Regions from separate parts of the Homo sapiens genome. Here region 2 is linked to region 1. Evidence: read pairs that join two places in POLR2A ChIA-PET (ENCODE). Cell type or tissue: OCI-LY7. All regions are shown on one strand. Region 1 overlaps BCAS4 (breast carcinoma amplified sequence 4). Region 2 overlaps BCAS4 (breast carcinoma amplified sequence 4).

Evidence for each region. ChIA-PET counts read pairs that join two places held together with the same protein. Peaks named below come from ENCODE experiments on the same cell type or tissue, not always from the same donor. Only the 100,000 strongest peaks of a DNase experiment are listed, where the experiment ranks them.
Region 2: POLR2A ChIA-PET joins it to region 1 with 5 read pairs; 14 of 35 experiments call an interaction of 5 or more read pairs at or near these places.

Annotation. Positions count from the first base shown.
Region 1 is chr20:50,798,543-50,801,042 of GRCh38, reverse strand. The region is part of intron 1 of BCAS4 (breast carcinoma amplified sequence 4); the gene reads right to left. Among named protein-coding and RNA genes, the nearest start is that of BCAS4, 4.7 kb to the right of the region's middle. RefSeq lists enhancers at 713-822, 1,363-1,422, 1,443-1,552, 2,053-2,132. In OCI-LY7, no CTCF peak of the experiment used is centred here; DNase peaks (open chromatin) are centred at 582, 942, 1,958 and 2,332; H3K4me3 peaks cover 2,500 bases; H3K27ac peaks cover 2,500 bases.
Region 2 is chr20:50,867,552-50,870,051 of GRCh38, reverse strand. The region is part of intron 4 of BCAS4 (breast carcinoma amplified sequence 4); the gene reads right to left. All of the region lies in intron 1 of LOC124904929 (a long non-coding RNA gene), which reads left to right. Among named protein-coding and RNA genes, the nearest start is that of ADNP-AS1, 62 kb to the left of the region's middle. RefSeq lists an enhancer at 1-145. In OCI-LY7, no CTCF peak of the experiment used is centred here; no DNase peak of the experiment used is centred here.

The DNA of each region.
Region 1 (2,500 bases):
GCCGTGTTTGCAAGTTGGATGTAACATTCTTAGCTTCTGCAAAGAAAACTCCTCTCCCACATTTTTCTTGAAACTCAAGGCCATCTTTGGCTAATTTACATTTTTCTACTTTTGTCCAGGTACAGAGTTTGGAGAAATATTTCTCTTTTCTCTCATCCTGACTATAGAAAAATCAAAAGTTCGCCAGGCGCGGTGGCTCATGCCTATAATCCTAACACTTTGGGAGGCCGAGGCAGGTGGATCACCTGAGGTCACAGGTTCGAGAGCAGCCTGGCCAACATGGCGAAACTCTGTCTCTACTAAAACTACAAAAATTAGCCGGGCGTGGTAGTGCATACCTGTAATCCTAGCTACTTGGGAGGCTGAGGCAGGAGAATCGCTTGAACCCAGGAGGCGGAGGTTGCAGTGAGCTGAGTTTGCGCCACTGCACTCCAGCCTGGGTGACAAGAACAAGGCTGTCTCAAAAAAAAAAAAAAAAAAAAAGGGATGTTCAAACCAGAAAGAGGGGTGGCAGGGAACTAGTTGAACAGAAAACCCGAGGCCCTGGAAACAGTAACTCACCTGCCAACCCAGCTCAAGGCACCGCCCCTCAGCAGCTCCTCCATCTGGGGAAAGCAGTGTGAAGTCCAGGCAGAGCTTGTGCCCCTTCACTTGCCCCATCTCCTGCTGCTCCCCCTCCCACCAGCTGCTCTTCTCTCCATCCCCCAAAAACCCCCTGCTTCATCCCATCCCAGGGCTTTTGCAAGAACTGTTCTCTCTGCCTGGGATATTTTTCTCCTCAGCCAGCCAACTCCTACTCAGGCTCAGGGCTCATCCTAAGACAATGCTGCCTCAGGGAAGACCTCCATGACTGCACCCAGACAATAACCTTCTATTCACCCTCCTGAGTCTCTATGCACACACAGGTGCCCTATCTCACATCCGCCCATGTCTGTGCTTTGTAACATTCATTACAGTTTAGAGGTTTTGTTACGGTTTCATTTTGTTTTGTTTTTTGAGATAGGTCTCACTCTGTCGCCCAGGCTGGAGTGCAGTGATGCGATCTCAGCTCACTGCAACCTCCACCTCCCAGAGCCCAGGTGATCTTCCCATCTCGGCCTCTCTAGTAGCTGGGACCAGGGGCACATACCACCACGCCCAGCTAATTTTTGTAGAGACGGGATTTTGCCATGTTGCCCAGGCTGGTCTCGAACTCCTGGGTACAAAGGATCCGCCCACCTCAGCCTCCCAAAGTGCTAGGATTACAGGCGTGAGCCACTGTGTCTGGCCTTGTTATGTGTTTATTGTCTGGCAGTGCCACAGGGGAAGGGCCTCATGTGTCTCACTGCCTGTGGCGTCCCCAGCTCCAGGAAAGACTTGGCACATACCGAGGCTGAAGGTGCTGAATGAAGCAGGCCCCACTTCACAGGGAGGCCCAGGCCCCCTAAGGCCGGGGTTGGCTGGACTGAGATTTCTGCTGCTCCATGGAAGCGGCAAAAGTGCCCCCGGGAGACAGGCTGGTTGGGAGGAGGCTGCTGTCCAGGTCTGTTCGCAAACTAGGTTTTCCTTTTCCTGCTCATGTGCCCACCTGGAAACTGTTCCAGCTTGGGGATCTGGTAATGAATTAAGCTTTAAAAGTGGAGGCTGCATGTGACTCTGCTCTGGCGCAGTTTCTGTTTCTTTTGGTAAATAAACTTCAACAAGTGCTTTCAGTGGGTTATGGCTGCATGGAGCTACAGGGAGTTGGGGCTCTTTATTACAAATCCCTTACAAATGAGCATAAGCAAACCCGTGACTGAGTTAAAGACAGCCCTGAGTGAGAAAATGAAATGAATACACGCAGTTTCTCTTAAAGACTATTCCTAATAGAGACAAAATGAAGCTGGGGCTTAGCCACTGGGCACAATGACATGTCGCTGCTGAGAGTAAGGGAGAGAAGGAACAAGAAATGCACTCAGGATGCTAAAGGCAGTGAAAAGTCGCAGACAACCTAAATGTCTGTGCCTGAGTCCCTGGGACACTAGACCAAAGTATGCTTGGGGAGCGTGGAGCCTCCCCCAGGACCCTGCCTGGCAAAACGCACCAGCCCTGAACCATTTATGAATGATTCATAAATTACGGTCCATCCACATGAAGTCATTTATGCCATGAGAGCCTCTGTTTGCTGACCTATAAAATCAACATAACACCATCCCAGTCACCAGGTCACTGCCGTGACACAATGACATAAGCCATGAACACAGTTTAGCAAACTGGTGCCACACAGTATGTGCTCAGGAATGGGAGCAATTACTATTTCATCATGGGACACTAGGAAGGCAGAGGGTGACGGAGACCTAGGCTCTCCAACATGGCAGCCACGCGTCTCATGGGACTACTGAACACTTCAAATGTGCCCAGTCCAAGCTGAGATGGACTGAAAGTTCAGTATCAAAAGCCTGATTTTGAAAACTCAGGACAAAGAACAGAATGTAAAATTTCATTAACTTTGTACTAGTGATCATATGTTGAAATATTTTGG
Region 2 (2,500 bases), 69 kb before region 1:
GCAGGCTGGGTGTGATGGCTCATGCCTGTAATCCCAGCACTTCGGGAAGCTGAGGCAGGCAGATCACCTGAGGTCAGGAGTTCGAGACCAGCCTGGCCAACATGGTGAAATTCCATCTCTACTAAAAATACAAAAATTAGCTGGGTGTGGTGGCGGGTGCCTGTAATCCCAGCTACTTGGGAGGCTGAGGCAGGAGAATTGCTTGAACCTAGGAGGCAGAAGTTGCAGCGAGCTGAGATCACGCCACTGCACTCCAGCCTGGGCAACAGAGCGAGGCTCCATCTCAAAAAAAAAAAAAAAAAAAAAAAAGCAGTGCCAGGCCAGATTTGATCCCTAGACCATAGTTTGCCTCTGAATTCAATCTGTTCTCCCAAATAGAACAGGAACAACAAACCCTTCCCTATATCTCCCTTCCAAGTGAGCACTGAATAGTAGGTCATCAGACATGGCTACCCAGTTGCAAGGCCAGGCCCACCTCAGTGACTGTCCTTGGGCCTGACTTTTATGTGGTTGGCTGTTCTTGGGTGACCACTGCAGCCCCAGCCAGTCCTGGCTTGCCCAGAACAGGCAAGAGGCACAGGTCAACAGGGCTGCTGGGCCCAGCATCCTCCACCCCAAAAGGGGGGGTGGACACACTGTACCTGTACTCACAGGCTGGGATCCAAGGTTGTCCAGGGTCTGCCCCAGCCACCCACAGCCCCACCAGAGCCTGGGCCAGCCCCTCTGAGCCTGAAGCCTCAGGCCGGCCAAGTGGAGGAGCTCAGGTGCCTGCTGCTAGAGGCCCACCTTCATCCCCCAGGGCACTGGGCACCCCCAGTGCCAGGGAGCTTGAGAGAGGCCCATCCTACTGTGAAAACAACCATGCCTACTACACACCAGGTGACACTACTTCTAACCTCACAGCACTCTTTAAGGCAGGGTTTCTCATCCTCCTCTGCCTCACTTTCTTCCTCTACAAAACGGGGATAACGCCATCAGCTTCGCTGAGTCCTGCCTGGAGCATGGCAGTGAGGCTAGAGGTGCTGCAGCTACCTTGGGACCAGGAAGACAAAATCCACATGCTACGGATGGCAGAATAGCAGCCAGGAGAAGCCTGGGTCCCTGACTACTTCCTTGAGACGCCCTGTCAGCTCAACGGGCCACCTTAGTACTTCTTGTCACAAGTAGGAAAAAACACCAACCTATTTGCTCAAAGCACCAGGTGCAGCCTGTTGTATACATCCTCTTGTTCTCATGATCCCTCTGTTAATAGTGAGTCACCCAGGTCACACAGAGAGTAAATGTGCTGAGCTAGGACTCAAGCCCGGGTTATTTAGATAATGAAATGAAAGGATCAGGCTGAGCATGGCAGCCTGTAATCCTAGCCTTTGGGAGGCCAAGGTGGGAGGACTGCTTGAGTCCAAGAGTTCAAGGCCAGCCTAGGCAATAGAACGAGACCCCCATCTCTATAAAAACAAAAACATTAGCTGGTCATGGTGGCACACACCTGTAGTCCCAGCTACTCAGGAGGCCGAGGTGAGAGGATCGCTTGAGCCCTGGAGGTCGAGGCTGCAGTGAGCCGTGATTGTGCCACTGCACTATAGGCTGGGCAATAGAGCAAGACTCTGACTCAAAAAAAGAAAGAAAGAAAGGATCACCCAAGAATTGACAACTGCTAGATGCAAAAGCAAGCAGACAAGGAGAAGATACAAATCTCAAAATCGTTCCAAAACAATTCCAAATTGTTTGTCTGCATCTGCCCCTCCTCTCTTGAGTAGGGCTGCACTTAGTGACCTGCTTTCAAAGAGCAGGGTATGGAAAGTGGGGAAAGAAACTGCACAGTGGAGAAACCTGGCAAACGTCACTTCGGCCAGGTGACCCACGTCCAGCAGCATCAGTGCTGAGCCATGTTGAGTATCCTTGCTATGATGTGAAGGGCGCCTTACCTCTGCGGTCTTCCTCCCCCAAACCCACAGCCCTGGTCTAAGCATGAGAAAAACATCAGATAGGCCCTAATTAAAGGGTATTGTTCAAAATACCTACCCGATATTCTCAAAACTGTCAAGGTCATCAAAAACAAGGAAAGTCTGAGGCTGGGCGTGGTGGCTCATGCCTGTAATCCCATCACTTTGTGTGGGTGTTTTTGTTTGTTTGTTTTTGAGATGGAGTCTCTCTCTGTCATCCAGGCTGGGGTGCAGTGGCATGATCTTGGCTTGCTGCAACCTCTGCCTCCCGGGTTCAAATGATTCTCATGCCTCAGTTTCCCCAGTAGCTGGGATTACACGCGTGCGCCACCACACCTGGCTAATTTTTGTATTTTTAGTAGAGACAGGGTTTCACCATGTTGACTAGGCTGATCTCGAACTCCTGACCTCAAGTGATCTGCCCACCTTGGCCTCCCAAAGTGCTGGGGTTACAGGAGTGAGCCACCATGCCTGGCCAATCCCAGCACCTTGGGAGGCCAAGGCAGGAGGATCCCTTGAGTGCAGGGTTTCAAGACCAGCCTGGGCAACACAGGGAG